Regions from separate parts of the Homo sapiens genome. Here region 2 is linked to region 1. Evidence: chromatin loops called from intact Hi-C (ENCODE). Cell type or tissue: gastrocnemius medialis. All regions are shown on one strand. Links, peaks and the distances in the headings refer to the core of each region. The heading gives the core; the rest is flanking DNA. Region 1 has its middle 8.1 kb from the start of LINC02639. Region 2 holds the start of MANCR (mitotically associated long non coding RNA).

The links. A loop is a pair of places that touch in the nucleus more often than their neighbours do. Peaks named below come from ENCODE experiments on the same cell type or tissue, not always from the same donor. Only the 100,000 strongest peaks of a DNase experiment are listed, where the experiment ranks them.
Region 2: it touches region 1 in a loop (3-fold over the local background); 2 of 110 quality-filtered maps call a loop at or near these places.

The regions. Positions count from the first base shown.
Region 1 is chr10:3,819,569-3,832,148 of GRCh38, reverse strand. No RefSeq gene overlaps it. Among named protein-coding and RNA genes, the nearest start is that of LINC02639, 8.1 kb to the left of the region's middle. RefSeq lists enhancers at 1,562-2,150, 2,151-2,739. In gastrocnemius medialis, for the core only: no CTCF peak of the experiment used is centred there; DNase peaks (open chromatin) are centred at 2,206, 6,068 and 6,748; H3K4me3 peaks cover 2,303 bases; H3K27ac peaks cover 5,526 bases.
Region 2 is chr10:4,671,250-4,683,829 of GRCh38, reverse strand. It overlaps MANCR (mitotically associated long non coding RNA), which reads left to right and starts at 5,760. Exons shown (of 4, transcript NR_024475.1): 1 at 5,760-5,781. LOC105376373 (a long non-coding RNA gene) reads right to left here and starts at 12,299. Exons shown (of 4, transcript XR_001747338.2): 1 at 12,171-12,299; 2 at 7,011-7,165; 3 at 4,255-4,427. In gastrocnemius medialis, for the core only: no CTCF peak of the experiment used is centred there; no DNase peak of the experiment used is centred there; H3K27ac peaks cover 6,150 bases.

The DNA.
Region 1 (12,580 bases), core at 1,834-9,833:
CTAAAACTGCTCCAACTACAATTTCTCCCAAAGCATACATTTAATTCAGGTTAAATTGGATATAAGAACAAATATGAGACTTAATTTTTAACATCCAGAATTCTTCATGCTGTTACATAAGTTCATGGCAGTATCATTAGGGCACCAACAAGAGGGGTGCAAATTACAGATTCTAAAAGTCATCACAATGATATGATTGCCTGTGTCCCTATTATGTCATTCATCCGGAGAAGTGACTCTTTTGTAGCCTGTGTAATTTCTCCAAGTAGAAACAATACATCGAAGATATCATTTTAATGTAATGCTCAGTGTTGTTTAGAAAATGTTGATGCAGATGTTCTTTCAATAGGAAATGGGAAATTCTCTCTCTTCTGTCCAAGCCTGATGCCAAATGAAGGCATGTTCCCCGCCTTCATTTTCTGTGTTTCCATGTTCCAGCTAAATCACGGCAGTTGAATACAACAGAAGTAAAATTGATTTAACTTCTGAAAGAAAGCTAATCTCAAACAAAATAACCACTTTTGCAATATACAGCTGATCTTTCCAAATATTAAATAAATGGGAAAAAATAAAGCTGTACGTTTCGGAAAGTTGTTTTTTCCCCTTTCATCTCCTATTACAAAAGCCCAGGAGTGGTATTAAAATCAGTTGGCATTCTGTGTATGGAATGCTATAAATAGCTAATCTGCAAATCCCTATTTAGGATGCAAATCAAATCTCTACAGATACTATTTGAAATAGGAATTGCTTATAATTTTTGGTGGCATTTTGCAGAAAACCCTCTCCTTTTCTGGGGAAAGGGTTACTTCTGTGTAGAAGTTCAAACATTTCTCCATCATTTTGAAAACAGATTAAAATCTCATCTCCCTAATGGGAAAAAATGGATGTCCTGATTTGCATGCTCCGCCCTGTCTGTGTTTGTCTCACAAACTGTTATCAGACTCTTTAACATTTCACTGCAGGACTCTTCTGAGCTCAGTGCAAAGTATGGCATTTCAGAAGAATGTGTTGTTTACTTTTTGAGTGTGCTGGGGCCTGTTGTCTGGAACCCTTTCTTAATTGGCTCTGATGCTTGAGTCAATAATAGAAAAGCAAACAGTGGGCATATTAATATTTTTTAAATAGATGATATTAAAATCCTAATCTAGATGACAGGTATTTAGAGGTGCAGACAGCCAGTCTGAAGGCCTTCATACAACTGGTTAAAAAAAAAAGCCTCTTTTATCAAATCAGTTTTAGCATTTTCTGCAGCTCTGTTCCCTGCTGGTATGTAGCATATGACATGATTACTGTGTTCTAGGCATTGTGCTAGAATTCCCAAGTGTTGTTTCTACTTCCTAATATTATCCACATGTTGCTGAGAAGGTACCGTACATGCCAATGGTCAGAAGGTATGGGGAGCCTCAGAGGCGGGACGCAAACCAGGTCCAAATTCAACGTCCTCTTAGGTGAGATCATGACATCGCTTCCTACTCTTCCATGGGAGCTGCTTCCAGGGATAAGAGGTGTTTTATTTTTATTTTTTTGGAGACAGAGTCTTGCTCTGTCACCCAGGTTGGAGTGCAGTGGCATGATCTCGGCTCACTGCAATCTCCACCTCCCAGGTTCAAGCAATTCTCCTGCCTCAGCCTCCCGAGTAGCTGGGACTACAGGCGTGTCCCACCATGCCTGGCTAATTCTTGTGTTTTTAGTAGAGACGGGGTCTTGCCACGTTGGCCAGGCTGGTCAGGAACTCCTGAGCTCAGGTGATCTGCCCGCCTCGGCCTCCCAAAGTGCTGGGGGCCACCAGGTGTGAGTCACCGTGCCCAGCCAAGAGGTCTATTTTTTAAACAGTTCTATATGGTCAATTAATATGGGAAATACTAACTGAAATAATGTTTAGCAGACTTTCGTGAATTCTTAGAGCCCTAAAATATGCCAGGGGCATTTTGAGTGTCTAAGAGAGGGATAAGATAGGGAGGGTCCCCGGTTCATTTTCTCCACCGCTGCCTCCCCCACCACACCCCCTGCAGAGGGCACTCAACTTTGAGAATGGCCTTAGAAGGATATTCTCCCCAGAAGTGCAAGGGCTTCGATACGCAGCCCCCAAGGCACAGGAAAACACGGCCCAGTGGGCCACGTAACTCCAGCACCAAACTCCTGGGCTTGGCTCATAGGACAAGCATGAATTCATGGGCTCTTTCACATCAACACCAACTTGAGCCCCTTTTGTGCCTGGTCCTGCTTTAGGCACTGGGAACACAGAGATAAATCACAAGGCCCTCAGCCTGGGGCGGCTCATTCCCCTGCTGGGCAGTTTTCACATCCAAATTAGGGATGAATGTGGAGTTCTGTGGTGGCACAAAGGAAGGTCGGGCAACCTGCCTGGGAGGATGGAAGCAAAGTCGGTCCCCCCATGCTCAAGTGCCAGGTAGCAAGATAATCTTTGAGCTACAAGCTCAGGAAGAGCCTCTCCTTGGAGACTGAGGCATCCTAAGCATTGTCAGGAAACAGCCTCCTCAGCCCAGCTCTCAGTCCACAGGGACACAGGCACAGAGACCCCAGACAGTGCCCAGGAAGTGCAGAGGGAGTGAGTGCAACAGGACAGGCCTTCCAGAAGCTTCCACATGTCCTGGTCCTATCAAACACCAAGTTCAGGCACTGAAAGACACCCTCATGGGAAGCTCTTGTACTTTCTTGTTTTGTTTTTTGAGAAGAGAATACGGTTTTGTTTGTATGGGTCTTTTCTATTGAAGTTCCCAGACAAATGCAGTAGAATTTAACTACTTTCTAAATATGGTACTTAGGGGCTAGGAATATATAGAGGTGGGTGTCTCCTTCATATCTAAGTCATTCTGACATTCTTTCAAAATACATTCATGTTCCTTAGACCTACAGTGTGAATACGGGAATGCCAACCCCCCTTTAAAAATCTCTCTATATGTTTTTTGTATTTTATATTACTAGAAACTAAACTAAGGTTTGATGTCTGTTTTTGCATATATAATCTTTTCTTCATCATACCACCATTGTGTTTTTTGACAACAGTCTTCAGAGTTTTATTATTTTTGTTAACAGCTTAAAAGACAAATACTGACGTCCTTGAGCTTTTCTTAGTTTCAGTTTCGATTCTGATTGTAGTTTAAAGGGAAAGAAAGAATTACCCATGAAAACTTCACGTGACTAAATGAAAGGTCAAAAGACTCACTAGTAATTTTTCAGAAACGAGGGGGTGGGTGCCGAGAAGTTTCCTTACATACCAAGTTTCTTAAGCGATGTCTGTTATTTTAACATCGAGTTCTGGCATGAACAGCATTCTACAGATCTTTGCCTAGTCATTGTTTTATAAGTTCCTTTAAAACAGGTTTTTGTTAATGTTTATGAATTCATTCATTACATTATACACAAAGTGGTGTAGCTTTATGTCAAAGCAATCCCTCTCTCTCTATTTCCGGATGAGGACAACTTCACTTATCTGCTACGATGGACGTCAGAATCATTCCAAGAACTCAGAGAGCTCGTGCCCCACGGCGGGACGTTTGCATGTTTCCAGGGAAAATGCCTCCTTCTTCTACTTCCTCCCTCACCCCATGCACACACACAGTGACCCACACAGTCACACACACACAGAGACACAGGTACCCACACAGAGTCTCACACAGACACACACCTACACATACAGGCACAAATATACACAGATACACATATGGCCATGCACATGTATACAGACACATGCACACACAGACACACAGACACATATGTGCACACGCAGATGCATAGTCACACAGATACACATATACACACCCTTATACATACACATGGACACACGTCTATACACTTACACACTCACAAAGACACGCACACATAAGCTCATGCACAGCCATACACACAGACACATGCACACATATATACATGAACATACACACAGAGACACACAGCAGTACATATACACACATACACACCCAGCACACACAGACACACATGTACTGTACACACAGACATGAATACACACATGCACACGAGCACATACACACCCCCAGAAGCATACGCGAACACGGGCACAGGTGCAAGTGCAGACATACACAGGGTCACACACACCTAAATATACACATGGAGACACAGAAGCACACAGACACGCTCGGAGACCACAGACACACACATGTACATACAGGAACACACACGCGCGTACATACAGGAACACACACGCGTACATACAGGAACACACGCGCGCGTACATACAGGAACGCACGTGCGCGTACATACAGGAACACACGCACGCGTACATACAGGAACACACACACAGAGGTTTCTTTTGGGGGTTGGAGGTGGGGTGTTGAGTTCCCCCTCCTCAACCCTCCAACCAGTGCTTCTCCCGATTACTCTTTCAGGGATCGCTACCAGATGTTACAGTCCGGTAGCTCTGAAACAAGGTCCCTGTTGCTGGAATTTCCCAACAGAAGATAAGCCTGGTCAGGAATGAAGAGCAAGGAATTCAAGAATCAGATGAAGAGTGTTCATTGAGCCAGCATAACTCCAGATTCTCTCCTCTCTCAGACTCACCTTTCCTAAGGCAGGGAATCCTGTCATAATTATAGAAGCAGCTCTGTCGTAAGCAAATAACAGCAAAGATGAGTCCTAAAGGCAAGTTAGCGTAAGTTAACATATGTCCATACGGCAGCACCTGCGGCCCTGACGCCTGCCTCTATGTGGACAGGCATGCAGACTCGGGCTTGAATTCCTGTGCCACCAATCACTGCCCTGTGTCCCCAGGGAAGTCATTTGCCTTTCTAAGCCTGAGTTTGTTTCTTGATCCACAAAAGGGAGATGAGACTGCCACGTAGCTACATCGCCTGAGTAGGCCAGCTCCTTCCCCTTCACCCCGGAAGAATGCTTCCGGTCCCCTTCCCTCTGCCCCCGAGAATGCTTCCAGTCCCCTTCCCTCTGCCCCCCGAGAATGCTTCCAGTCCCCTTCCCTCTGCCCCCCGAGAATGCTTCCAGTCCCCTTCCCTCTGCCCCCCGAGAATGTTTCCAATTGTGCGGGTGCTTCTCCTTCTCAGGGCTGGCCCACTTTCCAGCCCACTGTCTTCTTGACATCTCTTCTGTGACAAATTTCTCTCTTTTTTACTGCAACCTCGTCCATGGAGGCCACAAAGTGAGTGTGTGTGTGTGTGTGTGTGTGTGTGTGTGTGTGTGTGTGTGTGTTGGGAGGAGTGAAGCGGGGAGGAGCCTCACATCACTTGCAAATTAGCAAGCCTATCATCACGTTTCCTAAGGAACGGATAAGAGTTTTCTCTAACAGAAAGCCTCACTCCCTCAGCAGTCAACTCACACCATGGCCAGCTTCAACATATTTTTAAAATAAAATATCCTCTTATGACATATGATGGCTGACAAACTCCCCTTTCTCCCCTCCCTATTACTCACTCTCTCTTCCTATTTTTTAAGAAGGCGGCAGTGAGTTTGAAGTGTTCTTAAATCAATCGCGCTGGGCCCTGGTGGTACCGGAGGTCTTGTCATGGCACCTAACGGTTTTAGTCTGATTTTTAACAGATTCTTGGACACCAGAGGCCCAGGGAAATGTTATCTGGAGGCAGGTCTGGGGTGAAGGCACGACCCTGGAGCCGATCTGCAGGATGGCTTGAAACCGTGAGCCTGTCTCACGTGGCTGGGACCCCATCCCAGAAAGCACTCACTACCCTCCAAAAGATTCTAGTATCACAAGAAATCCCACTGCCTCAGGTTTGGAAATTTCCAAACCTGAGAAAACTGAGAAATACCCACATAAGTACTTCCTACCACCAAACTGCCGGGATGCCAGCAAAAGGCTCCATATCGTCCCCATCGGGGTCCACAGCCTGCGCGTCAGCCGTGAGATTGGAAGAAGCTGGGGTTGATAAGCAGCCCTGTGGGAACCAGCTATAAACGCACACATGGAGACAGAGGAGCACACAGGAAAATGGAAGAACTTCACGGCCAGTTTATTTGTAACCAGAGCCAAAGCCTTGAGCCAGCCACGCCGGTCACCGGTCAGCTGCAGTCGGCCTCACTGCCCGGCAGGAGCTGTGGCCACCACGTCATGGAGGAGTGGGAGGGCAAGGGATGAAGAGGGGGAAGATGAGAATCAGAGCCAAATCCTCGTGGCTCCCCCAGGCTGTGAGGACGCATCCCTGTGGGTCAGTTCCAGGCCTGAGCATTCCCATGTGTGGGAATCACATGTTTATTAAAACGTCAAGTCACCCAGAACGCGTGTGTTTCTGTGCTTAGCTAGCACATTATAGACCGTGTGTTATGAGCCACGCGTGGACTCCAGACTCATCACCAAGGTGGTCTTAAGCACCAGGGTGGTGTCAGGCAAAGGTTTGGGAGTTTAGCCTTCTCTGAAACTCCTATTAGCACAAAGTCATTTACATAGGCTGATCGGGTTCAGGGGTGGTGACTTGGTATAATTTTCCTATCACTGTGTGATTCTATTCTATGCCTTTACGTTTTTTAACAGCCTCCGTTTCCCCACCTTACGGAGTGGAGTTTCTTGATCCCATTCCAGAAGGCGCTGTGGTTTGCACCTTTTCTACCATATCCACTCTGCATTCTTCAAACACTTTATTTAAGGCAAATTGATTCTCCCACTGCCGCCTCAGGTTAAGTCTGCTGAAGTCAAATTGCTCAGTCCAAATTCCAAGGTTTCTCCTAATCCTTTGCCACACACCCTGCAACTTTATCTCTCCCTGCGGCCAGAGGCTTCCTCATGACCTCACGGCTGGGGCATCTGCTCCTGGGCTTTGCTCAAATCCTTCCAGACGTGGGGCAACTGTGCAAGCAGGGAGTGGCCCTGTTTAGAGGGCCTCAGAATCAAATTTCCTTTCTCTAGTGATTGTCTGTCGGGTAGAGATTGAACACCAGCATGGTAATAGAATCCAGCCATAAAGGCATAAAATAATACAGCCTATTTAAATTATTTTATAGCTGGCCAATATCAATGTTACACACATATGCCAGTCATCAACATTTTTTTAAACTAAAGCTTTTTACCTTAGATAAGCCTCATCCTCCATTTCTACTAGATTCTTGTCATGCAGATAAGAATAAAATACTCAGCTTGTACCTAAACAGAGGTCATAAACAAAAATAACTGACGTTTTAACCAAACTGTCTTCTGAAAGATTGGAAATGTCTTATGAAAATATTATTGGGGGAGAAGAATGAGGTCTGTGGAACTGCATTTCAAACTCCTTCTTAAAATATTTTCAGCTTAGGCGAACAATGACAGTTTCTGCAAGAGTCCAGAATTGTAAAATTTACAAAAAAACTAAATATAAAAACTTGCAAATATCTAAATACAAAAATATCTAAATATAAAAAAATGGATGGCCATTTTGGATATTGTTCTTATATAAAATATTTAAATAATACAAAATTATAACCTGGATCCCAGGACCACAGGATAGATTTGTAGTCAATAAAGACTGCTGTGTGAGACATCGTTAGGCTTACAGTTTAGAAAGTTCCTCCTTCGATATACAAAAGCAACAATAGAATCATCTTTTCTTCTATTCATACACGGCGACAAATAGAATCTATTTTTTAAAATATTTGTTCTATGCACCACTTAGAGAAGGAGAATTAGCAGATCTAATTGATCCAACTTCAAATTCTGTACTTCACCAGCCAAGTGGCCCCAAAGAAGTCACTGAATTTCCCGGACTCAGTGTATTCTCTGCTGTCTCACAGGTAAACTGCCTGCTTAGACATCCGCACTGCTCTTGGAAGTCTTAGTGAAACAAAGAGGTTGAGAGCACCTTGAAAACATCACCCAGGAAACCTAAGGACCCTGTCGCATCCCACATTCATTCCTAAAAATCTTCACATCTCACCTAGAAAAATGAAATCAATGTTGGAAAGATGAACCAAAGCTCTGTGCTTTGAGATTTCAAGTGATGTTAAGACTTTCTTAATATAGGTTGGTATTAAGAAGAACTCAAGTGGGTCACAGACACAAGATTAATCTTCATGCCTGTTAGGAGCCTCCATTGTGATCTAATTTTGCCTCCAATTACATGGCAGTGTTTTATCAACAGAACACCTTTCTCTTCATCTAGACTGTTTCTCTTTGAAGATCAGAGGGCTGTGACTTTAGCTTTATTTACAGGTTTGGCCAACTATCTAATTAGTGAGTCTGATAATGTTTACATCATCACTTTGATAAAGAGGAGAAAAGAATAGCTGAATTTCCCAGAAACCAAGTATGATTAAAATAAAAATGTGTCACATTCCTCCTCTTTAAACAAAGGCCCAAGCAAAAGAAATGGTATTGATACCAAGAGGAGCAACGCCATGCCTGGCTGCAGGAAAAAAAAGCCATATATGATGCTGTGATTCCTACAACATGGTATGATTCTTTATTGAAATGTCAGTATTTATCTGTTAAAGTCTAAGTAATGGCATGACGAAGGGTCTTGTAATTTTTAATTCACACCAAACTTTCTGTTTATTTTAATTGGCCAAATGTAGATCAATAAACAGAACTGCTAGTCAAATGGGAGATGAAGAAGTAATTCCAATCATGTCATACCAGGAGTGTGGATATACACAGAAGGGGTTCAGATCCCTTCACATCAAAAGTGGTGATAACTTGATGTGTTCAGAGAAAGATGGCTTTTTTTTGGGGGGGTGGGGTGGGGAGGAAAAGAGGCCCATATATGTTCATGTAATTTTAGCAGTTTACATCTCCACCTTCTCTGACTGCAAATCCCAGAAAGAGAGAGTCAGAGAGGCCGGTCTCTGAAGCTGACAATTAAATGATGTCCAGGTATTCTTCAGGAAGAGATATCACCCTTGGATACTCTCCATGCAATTCATGAAAGATAACGCCAATTTGTATAAAATACAAAAGATACTGAAGGCATCACAAAATCACAGAGCTGGTCATCTTCCTAAATATATGGGGTTATATCATGCTTTGAAATGGAAGGCCCTGCAGTAGGTAATCTGCATGTCAGCACGCATTCTCCTGTCCTGTTACTAAATCTACCTCTGACTGCGTGTCTCCTGACTTGGGGTGTGCATGGACACTGCCTTGTGACCCGTCAAGAAGGAAGCTACTTACAAAACCATTACATTCACATCCATCTAGCACAGGATTTGAATGTCACGTTGAGGTCTACCTAAAGAATAGCCATGAGAAAAAATATCTTCATCTTATTGATTTAATATATACTATAAATTTTTAATAAATTTCCCCACAGTGGCATTTAAGAGAATACATTTCAAAGGGAATTATTATACCATTTCATGGGAAAGGGATTCTCGTGTTGACCCCAGATCTATGGAGAACATGAACTCAAGTCAGCTTCCCGCTGGGCTCTGTCCACAGTTAACCAGAATCATCAATTCCTTAGCTTGGAATTCGCTTTGTTACGGTTGTCTGGTTATCTGGTCTTTATCTTAAAAAGATCTTTTCCGCCATAAGATAAGTTTGCAGGCATGGAGTCTGGATTTGTGGTTATTGTAAGTGGGAATGCTAAGGGCCAACATCTATGAATAATATAAATTGAAATGGCCAATACTGGAAATCTGTCTTTCCAGAGATAAAGGTTATTAGAATTTATGTGCCTAGCACACAAGGAGAAAAAGTAACTTTTTCATTTTGCTGAGAAACTAGAAGGTTTCAAAGTAAGTGAAGTTTGTACTCAGTCATGGATTAAGTCAGCGAGCACAAACATAATCTACCGGGCACTCGTCTACACAGAGAGGAGACAGAGGTGGCCACAAGACCCCTGAAGGCACTGACCGATGACTTCCCATGATATCCCCCCACCTCTGACTGCATCAGAATGGATCTTACAAATGTGCATTTTCTTTTTCTTTTCTTCTTCTTCTTCTTTTTTTTTTTTTTTTTTTTTTTTTTGGACAGAGTCTCCCTCTGTCACCCAGACGAGTGCAGTGCAGTGGTGCCATCTGGCTCACTGCAACCTCCCGTGTGCAGTGGTGCCATCTGGCTCACTGCAACCTCCTCCTCTCGGGTTCAAGTGATTCTCGGGCCTCAGCCTGCCAAGTAGCTGGGATTACAGGCGTCTGCCACCACGCCGGGCTAATTTTGTATTTTTAGTAGACACAGGGTTTCACCATGTTGGTCAGGCTGGTCTCGAACTCCTGACCTCAGGCGATCCACAGCCTCCCGAAGCGAGTGTGATGAATTTTAAGAAATGCATACCCCTACCCCTGAATGGCCATCCCCAAATCCGCAACCAACACTTCTGCTAACACAGAGCCTCTGCGTGCAGACTCCCTTCCCGCTCTGCCTCCAGCATGCCCTGATGGGGTTTCTATCTCGAAAGATGAGTTTGGCCTGCTCTAGCTGTTCACGCAGTGCAATCGGACCCCACCTGTCTTTGGTGTCTGGCTTTTTCTGCTCAGCGTGAGACCGAGATTCAAGAGTCACTGGTATGCATTGGATCATTTTCCCACCAGATATTGCTGTTTTATCAAGTAGATACTGAACATTTTAATTACATTGAAATTCCATTCATGACTTAAGAAAACAAAACTATTTAACATAGTAGACACTGGGGGAACTTCCGGTTTAACTTACTAAACGGGTAATCATCTAGCAATCATTTTGCAAATGATGAAATATTACAAATATGGCATTCAACATCAGAAATAACCATCTAAATCTTAACCATATAATATTTGCTGAAACACTGAAGTTTCAGATCACATACAACTCTGCCCCCTTCTTATTCAGCTCAAAGAAAAGCTAAGATTAAAACATATAAAACATACCCTTTTAGTTTTTTAGAAATACATGTGGAATGAAATGACCTCTAACTCACAGGAAGGAAATAATGATGGCGGCCTTCTGCACGGCCTGACGGAGGGTGGAAGGAGGTTTGTGGGCTCACAGCAGGAAAGGTGCTGCTTTTATTTCCATTTGCGTGGAGAGACTGGAGCCTCACTCAAGAAAATAACCTGATTACAGTGGCAGAGCATCATGGTCAAATAAACGTCAGCAATAAAATACATTCTAATCTGGAAGCCCAGTGTACGCATATGTGTGTTTATGTACACATACACATAGGCATGCGTGTACACACATGCACACACCTGGATGGAATAAAGCCAGGGCTCCTCTCAATGAATTTACTAGTAACTATTCCACGAGGGGACCTTCCTCATCAGCACTAGCTGGGATCCTGGATGGGGCATGTCACAGAAATCGTGGTCTTTGCCCATGGAGGCAGAGGACAGCAGGATCCCAGACCCCGTGGGATCTGAGGAAGGGCCCTGCCTCCCTCTGGATGACTTCTCAGGCTCAGGCGCTGATCTCTTCTGGGGATAGCATTGCTTTCTGCCCTTACATTCAGCATCTTCCAATATAAACTTCTCAGCGAGTTTGTTTGCTTGTTTTAACACGATTTGAGCAGGTTTTGTTTTGTTTTGTTTTGCGACCAAATATCCCAGACCAAGCCACATGCTCAGCTGGTAAAATGGAATTTTTCAGCTGAAAAGCTATGTCGAGGTATAACTAGAACTCTGTCTGACGTTCTCCTTCTGCAAGGGAAGACCGTGTGGAAGCACTGTTGTTCTCATCACGGTCACACTCTCTCCCCGACAGAAAGGTGCTGACGCTGTGGGGTTGGAGCTCCAGTTGAAGGTGTGGCCTCTGATGCCCGGCCGTCACCATCTGGAAGGCTTTTCTGAGTAATCCAGGAAGAACGCGGCTTTGCAGAGATTTTGTGGAAATTAACAAAGATCAGTGGCCCCCGCTCTAAAGATTAAAGGAGCATTCAAGTGTGCTTACATCATAAACTCACTTACTTGACTCCTGTCACCTCTGAAAGCTCAAAACCATTTTTGTCCAACTCTCTACTTCCCCCATAGTGGGTTGGACCACTGGTCACCATGGTGTTGTCCTTACAGATTTTGCTCTGGCTGAGCCACGTTTTGAAGGTGACATCAGATAATGATCATTGTGATTGGACCTGGGATCATCTCAGTGCAAAGATGTTTCTTAAGCACGCACGATGACAGAGATAAATGGCGTTCACCAATGGAGGTAGTTGTGATTAATAGTACTTCTTAGTGCACTGTCAACAAAGCTGCAAGTTCAATAGATTCCAGTCAATTAGGAAGTAATAGTGATAGATCCAAGCAGCCTTCCAATGAGCGTGAGGGCAGAGTGTTCACCAGTATGGAGTGAATTGAAGTGTTTGCCTTAAGTCTGATTGAAATCTTTTTTTGAACCCTTCCATCAGGCCTCCATGCGGTAGGCCTGCCAGAGATAACCAGCCCAGCCAGGCCCTATGATACTCCACAAATTTAGCTTCAAAATATGCAGTCAATATTGCTAAGGGGTCGTAATGAGCTCTAGATTACGTTTATCCTGGAGATAAATGTGCTGGAAAGCCCGCTTCACTCCAAAAGGAGCATAGGCGCTCCCTGTGAAGATGTTAGGAAGCCATGACGTGAGATAAGGATGTGCCAGTATTCTAGAATGTTCCTAGGCGGGGCTATTTGGAATGAGATGGGGTATACCCCTGAGAGCATGAAAGAGTGATCCGAATTGATGGTTGATGGCTATTTCCCTAACCATTGTAATTTC
Region 2 (12,580 bases), core at 1,683-9,682, 850 kb before region 1:
GGTAGCATGCACTTGCAGTCCTAGCTACTCAGGGACTGAGGAGGGAGGAGCACTTGAGCCCAAGAAGTTGAGCCTGCAGTGAGCCATGATCATGTCACTGAACTCCAGCCTGGTGAACAGAGCAAGAGTCTGTCTTAAAAACAAAAAAGAAATAAAAGAAAGAAAAAGAAAATTGAGGTTAAATGAATACTATATTGATCCCAATAGTTATTCTTAAAGGTACTGTCTTTCAATATCCTCACCCATCTAATCCATAATGTTTTCTCCTCTCTTTCAAGCATCATTTAAAGTATTTCTTCAGTTTCCAGGGGGCAAAAAGATTACTGAGACTGCTCTGAAGTCCAATAATCATAAACAAAAATACAAGAGTGGCATCACTGCTAGGCAAAATTTATATCCAATAAGGAGACTCAGGCTTTCACAAAAGACAAATTCATGGCTTCCTGTTTTCAAAAAGGGAAGTGAGTAGGTAACTTTCTCTACAGGTGTGTGTCCAGCTGGACTTGAGAGAAGTGTAGCAACCAGGCAAGGGCCAGGGGATGGGGTAGAAACAGAAAGCCCCATTGTCTTCACCTTTGCCACCTCTTCTAATTGAGATCTAAAAATTCTTCTTTTCTCTCATTCACTTCTGGTAAAAAATCCACGTGCACCAGGAAGGCATGACACGTTGATGGAAGTAGCTCTTCATACTTCAGTGTGAATTTAAAAAGCTGATTAAAAATTTAACAAAAGGAAAGAATAAGTAGGGAAGTGCTGGTCATTTGACAGGAGGATACTCCCTGGTAAAAAAGAAGCTTATGGGTATAATAATAAGTGGCATTCACGACAAAACACACAGGGAAGTTGCTTAAGAGCCACCTAGCTCATTTGAACAACAACTCAAAGATCATATTAAATGGTAAGCAGAAGACATTTAATTCCTTACTCGAACAAAAGCTAACATGGCCCATATTTATTTACATGCTTGTACTGCATTTCCAAAATGATAAAAATATTCCCCTTTTGTTGTCAAGATATGAGTGCTTGCATTCAAAACAGGCTTAATGCCTATCAGTCCATTGAAGCTCATTAGCCAAGAGATGATTACTACCTTAACACGAACGATGTATATCTTAGCATGCTTTATTCAGCTAAAAGGAGTTTTAATCCTCATGCATTCTGACTATGATCTGATAAAAGTTTAATGATACATTAGAGCAGATGCTTTAGATTTATTTCTATGAATACCAAAGCAAGCCTTGGTTGAAATAATCTAGCCATTATCTTTTTGGGTCTTACATAGTTTTCCATGACTTATGTTATTATTTCTGTGTTTTTGCAGTTATCAGCAGAAAGTAGTTCCCATAGCTTTAGAATTGGTTATTTGTGTTTGTTGTTGGCCTTAAAATACTGTATTAATTCACATAGGGACACAGACAGATGTATGTTTGGATGTTGAGCTGTAATTTTTCATGAGCTGTTACAATAGAGTCTCATGGCTTCCGCTCGAACTTCATTTCCCTCTTCACAGTTAAAGTGAATATAAAACAAACACAAATGCTTATGTGCAGCAATTTTCTCCCACAAATAGGTCTGCAGTTATCTCATCAGGAAGATATATTGTATTTAAGCCTTTATTTGCCCTCTTTCACACCCAGTCAAGGTGGCTTAGGGAGTATCATTTTATCAAGTAGAATTAGAAGCACTTGGTAAGTTGCTCATCTTATGTATAAACCTGAAATTAACCTGTCGAATAGAAAATAATGAGAAACTGATTCAGTTCATCTGATGCTTATTTCTTGTGACTAACCTATCATTTAAAAGAACTAGTAAAACAGACATTTTTGGCCTGAGTTAGCTATATATTTACAATGGTTTTCTATTTCTTTTTGCACTTAAATATTTAGTTCCCTTACCTTTAAAATAGAATGTATTTTAAGAAATATTCTGGGAATGAAATGTAGAAATAACATATTATATACACTTCTGTACTTCTGCTGAAGTTTATAATATTCTGCTTCTTAAATACGGTTTATTATTTTATAATGTTGTTATTTTCACATGTATATTTTACGTGTATATCATGATAGTGTTTTGTGGATAAAAGCCAACATTGCATTCATTTGGGATCCTTCTATCACAAATAGCACAGCACATAATCAGTATATAGTAAATATATAAATAAAATTTATAAAAAATATATTATCCTGTGTAAATATTATATGCTAGGTTCTGAATAAATAAAAAATACAATATTCAAACTGAAAACTGAATGATGACATTCATTAACTGTCTTGCTTTTGAATCCATAAACAAACAATTTATCTGAAGACGTTAGGTGATGGCCGGCCCTAGGGCCGTGACTTGCAGAGTGTCCTTCTTTGAGAGACTTTCTCATTGGAAGCCCAAAACACTGTCCAGGGAAATCAGAGGCCACACCCAGGTCCTCAGAGGCAGACATAATGATCTCTCTGTTAACTATGCATTATAGCCATTGTACCTACTCCTAATATTTTTGTGAAATTTATTTGAATGATCGATGAACCTTTCAGCAAAACCCAAAGAAAAGAGAGAATTCAATTTCTAAAGGAAAATCATACAAGAGAAAATAATTTAGAAATATTTAACAAGATGTATTTACCTGACTCTTAAACTCAGACCTGAAAAGAAGAAACACTCAGGTTTTTTAGTTCAGATGCTTTGGGGGAGCACATACACTAAAAAGTCACATACTGTTTTGAGATAACTTTGATCTCATCAGAAAAACATTTGGTGCCGGGAGCGGTGGCTCACGCCTGTAATCCCAGCACTTTGGGAGGCCGAGGCGGGCGGATCACAAGGTCATGAGATCGAGACCATCCTGGCTAACACGGTGAAACTCCGTCTTTACTAAAAATACAAAAAATTAGCCGGGCGTGATGGCGGGAGCCTGTAGTCCCAGCTGCTCCGGAGGCTGAGGCAGGAGAATGGTGTGAACCCGGGAGGCGGAGCTTGCAGTGAGCCGAGATAGCGCCACTGCACTCCAGCCTGGGTGACAGAGCGAGACTCGGTCTCAAAAAAAAAAAAAAAACCTTTGGGAGAACGTAGCTTCTTCTTGTTCATAGGCTTGTTCAAAAGCTTTTGCTAATGATAAGTGAAAAGCAGTATACTTGATTATTATTTAAACCTCTAGCATGCCTTAAGACAAAATTAGCAATGGGGTAGTGAGGTTGTGAAGTGGCAATGGAGGTGATGCTGGTAGAAGAAGTAAAGGAGAGGAACGAGAGGAAGAGAAATGGTTAATGTGTAATGAGCACATATTTTCTGATGGTCATTGTCGTGCTAATTTAGTCCTCCCTGCCATCCTGTGCGATAGGTTCTTACTTTTGTTATCTTCAATTAATGGATGAGGAAGCAAAGTTTGCAGCAGTGACCAAGTCACTTAACTCAGGTCATTTAGCTTGTTCTCTCTCGCCCGGGGTCCTGGCTCTCCAACCTAAAGCATAGGCCCCATGTACACAGGCTTTTGCATTTTCCAGCGTCTCTCATTTTCCAAGCTGGTTTTTATATTTAAAATGTTATGCCAAAATAATTTTCAGTGATGTAAATGCCTCTCAACAGTGCTGTCTTCCCTGAGGTTACTTTTAACCCAGAGAAATAAAATTCTAATGATCACATTTGTGTCAAGGCTCTGGGAAGATTATCTGCTCAGAAGAACTTTCTAAGGATTTGTACCTTTGTATTCCAGAAGCAGCTGCCCAATTTTGTCTATTCGTTGGCTCTTAGAATATTTCGTCTATTCTTTGGCTATCAGAGAATACTAAGCAAGGAAACAAGCAAAAAATAAACCAACAGGAATTTTGCTGTCTTATTATGTCCTAGTTTCTTAACTGTTTCTGTCTACTTCCCTCCCCACCATATTTCTTTTCATATGTAAGTTTTTAAATATTTGATGATGGTGATGGCGCTACTGAAGTGAAAGATTTATGTATCACTTTTATAGTCCAAAGCAATGCAATTTTCTTGTGATAAGTTAAAATATTAAAGTTAACCATATTTAATTTTAGCCATCAATCTTTCCCTACTCCTGTTTTCAGGATTTTTTCTTTTTTGCAAGAAAAAATGAAATTTACTAGTAAACATTGTTAAAAAATTTTTAGGCAAATTAAATTAATAGAGTTTAATTGAGCAAAGAACAAATTGCTGATTGGGGCAGCCTCCCGAGGCAGGGTAGGTTCAAAGACTCCAGCACAGCCACGTGATGGAAGAAGATTTATGAACAGAAAAAGGACTTACAGAAAATGGACGAGAGGTGCAGAAACACCTAGATTGCTTACAGCTCTGCGTTTGCCTTATTTAAACATGGTTTGAACAGCCGGCCGCCTGTGATTGGCTGAAACTCCATGATTGGCACAAGAGTAGGTAGGTCACAGTCTGTTTACACGTCCAGTGAGGTTACAGTTCATTACCTACAGAGAAACGTTTAGACTGAACTTAAAATATGTAAGGAGGCAGCTCTAGGCTAAACTTGATTTAGCAATATAATCTACTAATTCTTTTTGTAATAAAATTATTTAATTTTCAGGTGATAAGATGAAGTATCAGTCATTGAGATGTTTCATACCCAGTAGAATCTGGGGTGGATATTTGCTTTTGTGAATGGCCTTCACATTAGGAAGTGCATTTAGGAAAATCGGGTATTGCATTTTCATGGTTATTTGAGCTCAAAGATTTTATTCCTTTATTGGCCAGATCATTTGGTACAAAGATCAACTAGAAAGAAAGTTTCATGTATTGAGTTTTTGGGAAGGGCTGTTTTAAATACTGTTAAGACGACTGATTTATCTTTCTTTACTTAGTAGGGGGAGGTAGGAGGGGCATACCAGAATTCAGAAGTGCGACCACCATAACCACTTCACTTTTCAATTTATTTTTCAGTTCTAGGATATATAAGCAGACAAGGAGGGTCTCTAGGAACCATAGGAGTTTAATCCACGTGAGCCATCAGCCTGATTTACAGCTTCCTGCCCTGCAGCCTGTTCTTCCCTAAACCCTGGGTGGACTATAGTAACCTAGTTGGTTGAAACCAGCTCCTGACAGACCCTGGCAACTTAGAGATGAACCCTGGTGAATCTTCCTCATGACTGTAACGTCTCCATCCTGGAGGAACTGTAGTTCCGTTATCATAACATGTAACCCATGTGTTGCCATGATGACACTGTGTCTGCACCGCTGGGACCCCTCATCTACATGCGATAATGCACCCTCTCCCCTCTCCATCACCCCATAAAACCCTCCTGCCACTTTCCCTCAGGGAGACACTGCTTTGGAGAATACACCCAGTGCTCCCCTTACTTGAGCCAAGTAATAAAACTCCTATTGATCAAAATCTGCATTCTCGTGGAGAGTCGTTTGTTGCTTGACAGGTGAATGAACGCTGTTTGTTTTTTTCGGATAACAAATATGAGGTATTAAACAAACAAACAAAAAACCCCAGACTTGAAGCTTTCCCATAATAACAACAAAGAGTTTGAGTAAGAATTCCACAGCTTGCCTTCATCTGTGGCAGACTTGCATGAATCATTTTCAAATAAAGATAATAACTCAGTTGGTCTTGTAGTCCAAACAAAATGTGCTACTTCAGGAACATTCACTTCCTATGTGGACTTTGCTGCTGAGTCAGTGTGAGACCTTGAACAAGTCTCTGTTTGTTTCGTACCATTCAGATTTCCTCGTCTGTAAACATTAAGTATCTACATTCACTAAAAGTAGTTCTGAATGAATGTTATTTAATGGTGCCAATGATGTTGGAGGATACCTGTGGTAAGTGGTTTAATTTATTTTTGCAAGTTGGTATAATATCCATACTATATTGACCTTAAAATAGATGGACAATGTGGATATGTGGATGTTTTTGTTATTGAGAAGGGGGTTGACTGAGAGTAAAGGACAGTTTGATTTGTTTTTCTACATTAGTCCTATTCATCTGGCAAATGTGAAATCTCCATTTCGTCATTCATGTTCCTAAGGTGGGTACTAGATATAGTTACATTTTCTTGCCAAAGTAAAACTTGCATCATATACTTAGGAACGTGTGGAGCACTTCTCAGAGCTGTGCTTAATCTCAGGTGCCCAGAAATGTTGAAACTTGTTTACAGAACTTTGGACTCATCTCTGATTTATTAACTCAAGTTATTCCCTGGACCTATAATTAACATCTCACCAGCCTGATATTTTCCTCAACCACTTAACACAAAAGAATGATTATGGAGCTTCACATGCAACATTATCCCTTAAAATTGACTCTAAACAAGGATTTAAAATAAGGTTGTTTCCATGTGCACAGGTGATCAAATCATTGTGTGATAAAACGATAGATTTTTTTATGATGTGTTTTCATATCTCTGTGACCTTTTTTGTTAGAGAGGTGATACCATTGAGTCCCGGGAGACTTAGGCTAACTCTTAATATACAAAAGGATAAATACTTTCTTCTTCAAATAATTCCAAGCTCGTTTTACTCCTTTAAAATAATTTTTAGATATACTTGTCAAATTCTGTGAAATATTCATGTATGAATTTTGATTGAAACTTCATTAATGATGTATTTATCCATTTCTTTTTCTTTTTAACTTAAAATTTATATTTGTTTATATAAAATTTCTGAACATATTATTTTTAAAAACTAGTTATAACTACTTTAGAATTTTTGGTAGCTATTATGGGAAGTTTCTTTGTATTATTACTTTATTATTGTTACATTATATAATTGTTTTTATTGGAAAATAATGATATTTATTTGTATATTGATCTGGCACCATAAAGCTTTCTGACTTTTTGTTTTAGTTGCTTATTTACATATTATCTTAAAAGTTCTATGAGTATGGTCATATGAGCCAACAATAATGATTTTACTAATACCAATTCCTGTATTAGTTTCCTAGGCTGTTGTAACAAAGTGCCTTGACTGAGTGGTTTTGAAACAAAGAGAGCTTATTCCTTCATGGTTCTGGAAGTCTGAAGTCTGAAATCCAGGTGAAAGTAGGGCCGCACCCTCTCCAAAGCTCCAGGGAAGAATCCTTCCTCTCCTTTAGTTTTCTCAGTGGCCCACAGTACTTGGCGCCCTGTGGTTTTGCGGCAGCAGGTCCACCTCTGCCTCTGTCTCCACATGGCTGTCTTCCCTATGTGTCCATGTCCAAATTTCCCTCCTATGAGGAAACCACAGATACCATGTATTAGATTATAGATCCCTCTAATCCATGATTACCTCATCATTAAATCTGCAAAAAATCCCATTTCCAAATAAGGTCACATTCACAGGTTCCAGTTGAACAGGCATTTTTAGGGGGCTGAAGGGTGGCACTAATTAACCCAGTAAACTCCACCAGCTGGCACCCCAAATTCATGTTCTCCCGTGTGCAAAATACATTTACCCATGTCCCCCAAATTCTTAACCCATTTAAGCGTTAACTCTAAAAAATGTCACATTAATATCAACTCAAAAAGTTACAAATCTCATCATTGAAATGATCTAAATTAGGTATGGGTGAGACTCTTAGTTTTCATCCATACTGGGGCAAAGTCCCTTCATCCACAGAACTGTAAAACTAGAAAACAAATTATCTGCTTCCAAAACACAATGGTGGAACGTATGAGGTTGTCTCTATTTTGCCTTCATATTCTGAAGAATACATTTGTTGGATGTAGAATTGTGGGTTGGCAGTTTCTTTCCTTGCATTACCTTATAATATTTTTCAACTGTCTTCTCACATCTAAAATTTCTGACAAGAAAAAGATATTTGAAACATTTTTTGCATGTATGTAATATGCCATTTTTGTCTGGCTTGTGAAAACATTCTTTCTTTGGCTTTAAATACTTTGACTATTACATACTTGCTCATTTTAATGATGTTTGCTCACACTTGGAATTTACTGAGCTTCTATAATCTGTAAATTTATCTTTTACCTAATTGAAAAAGTTCAGTTTTTTTTTTTCAATAATTGTGTGTCTGTATGTCCCATTTTCTTTCTCTTCTGCTGTGGAACTGCAGTTACATGGATATTGGAACTTCAGAGATTATTTCACAGGTCCATGAAGCTTTGTTCACTTTGCTTATCAATCTTGGTATTGTTCAGATTTTAAAAAGTTCTGTTGATCTCTCTGACCCCTTTCTTTGTCAATTCTATTATTCTGTGAAGCCCAATTAGTGTGTGCTTACTGCATACATTGTATTTTTCCCTTCTTGCATTTCTTGTTTGTTTTGTTTTGTTTGTTTGTTTTTGTTTGAGACAGCATCTCACTCTGTCACCCAGACTGGATTGCAGTGGTGCAATCTTGGCTCACTGCAGCCTCCACCTCCCAGGTTCAAGCGATTTACCTGCCTCAGCCTCCCAAGTAGCTGGGATTACAGGTGCATGCCATCACACCCAGCTATTTTTGTATTTTTTGTAGAGATGGGGTTTCACAATGTTGGCCAGGCTGGTCTCGAACTGTTGACCTCAGGTGATTAGCCCACCTCAGCCTCCCAAAGTGATGGGATTACAGGTGTGAGCCACTGCACCTGGCTGATTCTTGCATTTCTGTTTGAGACTTTTTCCTAGTTTCTATTTGCTGATGAAACTATTTGTATTTTGATTATTAAGAGCATATTTCTTTTTACACTACTGAGTGTAGTTAAAATAGTTAAAATAATATCCTATGTGCTTATTTCAACATATGTTCATTTGGGTATTGTTTTCCATAGGTTGTCTTTTCTCTTGAGAATGAATGAAATATCCATTCTTTCTTCACCTATTGACTGGATTTGTATTGTTTCTTGAATACTCTGAAGATGTAGAGACTGAATCCTGTTATAATCCTTAATAGAGTATTGATTTTCTAAATTTTAGCGGACAATTATTTTAGACTCATGAACATTGTGTTTTGAACACAGCTCAAAATTCATTCCAAAGTGCTTTGATCCTGCCTTGTGTATGCATGGTTTAAGGTTGGTTAGTTAATTGGCTGAAATTTGTGCATGGGATCTGGGCTCCCCGTCTCTGGCCATCTCCTTTCTGGAATATCTCCCTCACTTTCTGGTGGAAATGATTATTTCAAACTCTGTTCTCCAGTTCTTTAGAACAGAAAAAGTATGGGTTTTCTATCAAGGATTTACTTATTAATGCTGACTGCAATCTGCATTGAGGCTAAAATAATTGAGAACACAGGAAAATTACCCCATGCCATTCTTTCTTCCAAATTGATTCCCTCCTATAATCTTTCAGCCTCTGCTCAATCTGCACTGCCTCCAGGCTACTATTCAAAAAATTTATCCAGGTTTCGAGTGGTTATTTGTGGGGAAATTGGCCTGGCAGGAGCATCTTTGGCCATGCCTGAAGTGGAACACATACAAAATGCTTTTTTGCATTGTCTTTGGCTGAAGCCACTAATATTTCAACTTCCCAAAATATGTCTCTTCTTCATGTATTAACTTGGGATTTTCACAATTCTTTTATAATATTAATTTGGACTACAAATTTGTGCGAAGATCGAAGTAGAATTTAATTTGTTGTAAAAAGCATTTTCTCCCCCAACTGAGTCCCATTCAGATGGCTACTTCACTTGGAGTATTTTTGTCCCTATATGGGGGCATTTTCTCTTATTATTAATAGTAGCTTTTCAATAGTCCCCAGATTTTGCAAGTATCTACTTGAAATTCAAGTATAAGCTTAAGACAGTAACTAGTCTCTTATCTCCTCTTCTCTTATGGGTATTTAAACCTCAACCATTTCACATTCTTCTTTTCATGCTGAGAAAATTATCTTACACCCAGTAAATATGCAGAATCTTTAAAGGACTGAAAAAAATAGGGAAATGTTTAACGTAGTTATCAAGGTAGGTACCTCACACAAGAAACTGCTTGATGATGAACATTTAAGTTTCAAAGCAGGAAAGATAGCCCTTGTGATGAAGGCGATTAGAACGTGATACAAATGACTCTTAGTTTTTCAGTGGACCAGAGCAACAGTTACTGGTTAGTTCAACAGGTGAGACTCAGTCACAAAGAGTTTACGGATCTCGCTGAAAATAATGAAGACAGGTACCATGGCAGAATCACTACCCTATACACAACTGACTCTCTGAGATGAGTGCCTAAACCACATGGCAACCAAATAGGTATTATAATTAGTTTGTGAGAAAGTGGTAATAGTACTTGTTGCAAATCTTGATGTTGTTTTATTAAACAAAACTAAAATATAATTTTATTTAATATTAAAATAATGTTGCAAATATCAATTGATGTAAAATTTATTTGCAGAATCAAAATTCCTATAAGGAAGTATTATAACACTAGGAAGAAAATTATTTTAAGACAGTGACTCATGAAAAAGTGTTATGTGCTATCTGCGAAAATATGCCAATACTCTCTTGGCTGAGAATACGCCAAGAAGATCTTTGTAGTTTTGAACATTATCTTTATTACTTGATTAGCCACTTTTGGAACTGTAAAATGTAATTTAAATGGCTAAAAAATGAATACATTAAGACAATAAGCACTTTAGGCATTTATTATGAACCTGCTATATTTTTATGAAAATGCCTATCAGCTTATTATTTCTTTCAAACTCTAGTCAATACCAAATCTCATTTTTGATTTATGTTTTCCTAATAATGAATTCTTTATTGAATTTAGTTACATGACACTGAGAACAAAGATTTTGCCTCTGGCTGTTATCTAAGCAAGGAAGCTCAAAAAACATTATCTACATACTCTTAATTAGAGAAATCCCTTAAAATATTTTAAACTTCGTGAAAATTCAGACAGTCAGGAGATGCATTTATTATTAAGATTATTTTCAAAACCAAAGCCTTATTAATAAAAAATGAAATGAACAACGTGACTTTTGAAGTTTCAGTCTGTCCACAGCTAGCTGTATAACTTTGGGAATCTTATTTAAGATCTCCATTTCCTAATTAGTAAACTAGGAATTCTATTAACGTCTTCAAAAAATTGTTGTGAGGAATATATAATATATGCATAAAATGTGGACACAGTATTTGGGCCATGATAGTAAGTGTTCAAGAAAAATTTTTTTATAAACTTTCTTCCCTATATTCACAATTTGTATTGTAATTTTAAATATATTTTTTAGAGTAAACCATGACATTTTATTATACATTTGTTTTCACTTTAAATGGATCTTAGCTACAAGGTTGTTTGAACAATATAGTCTATTCTAATCCATCAAAATAAAAGACTAACAAAATAGAAATTCGAAATCTCATAGTGAAGTACACTAGCAATGAATTCAAAGATATAAAGAGAAATCTCTTGTGAGAAATAATAAATCCAAGTCACGTTGGCTTAAGTGATTTCTGGAAATAGAAGAGAATAGGCCACTCTTATTTGCCTGGTATTCCTGGGGGATAAATTGTGCCTTTACAATGAAACTAGTGGTGGCTTGCCCTGCCTGTCCTCAATAGTATAATGTCAGTGACTGCCAAGAATGCAGCTTTCCCAGGATCAAGAATGGAGCCTGCTTCTTTACCATGTTTCCAGAATGATATGCATGTTGCTTAGCCAAATAATTAAATACTTCACATTTTAAGACTTGTTGTTTTCTCTGATTATGATAAAAACAAAATAAAGAAAATATTTGTTAGTCTGAAAAGATATGGTAATGGGATGTCAGGGGAAACGACAGAGTAAGGATCTCTGAAGTTTTTCCAATCTATAAAAACAATGAGAATGCTTTCAAAAATGAGCAGAATCAATCCTTTCAGGACTTGGGAAATTAACCAAAGGCTTGTAACAATTCAGCAGGTTTATTCAAAAAAACTAGTTTAATCTTGGTAAGAGCAGCACATTTTATTGAGTGTTAACATTGCTTTTCTTTTCTCCTCATTTCCACCCCCACCGGGGATGACAGCCCTAAAACTCGCACACAGTAGTAGGAAAACCAGCAGCCTGCCAGCCACTGGGGGCCAAAACAAGTTTGGGGCTTCATCAAAACCCAATTCCAATAGGATCGTCACTATTTTAATTGTCTGATGGTTCCTGGAAGACCCTACTCACAAGGCTTGCCTTTATTTGACCTGACTCAGAGCTTACTCAGAGCAACGGTCTTTCTGCAGGGCATGTATTGAAAGTAGTTAGGAAAATAGAAAGTCACATATATGCATACAGCTGTGGACGTGCTCAGAAATCATCTGAAATGGCCATAAGCTCTCACCTCTGGCTCACCTTTCGGCGCTGCTCAAGCAAAAAGTGAAGGATAAGGCAGAATTACCAAGTGCCTGGTGGAGTCCTGAAGGCATGCCTGAACTCATATGCAGAACCCATCAGCGAAGGCTAGAAGACTGATTGCTTCCAGGCATTTACGGAAATGTCTTTTGAATCATTAGGTGACCACAAAGCTAAGCAAGCAGAGACTTCAGTGATACGTGTGACAAAGAACAGAGACTTTATAGAACTGGTTCGGAAAATTAATTAATAAGAAACAGCAAGAGAAACAAGCAGTGGCAGCAACAAACACCAGAAAGGGAGAGTATCTGATGTCCAGTGTTTACACATTATATTATTAAAAATTTCCATTTTCAAAAAACACTTTAAGTCAACTATTATATACATGCTTAAACTGGG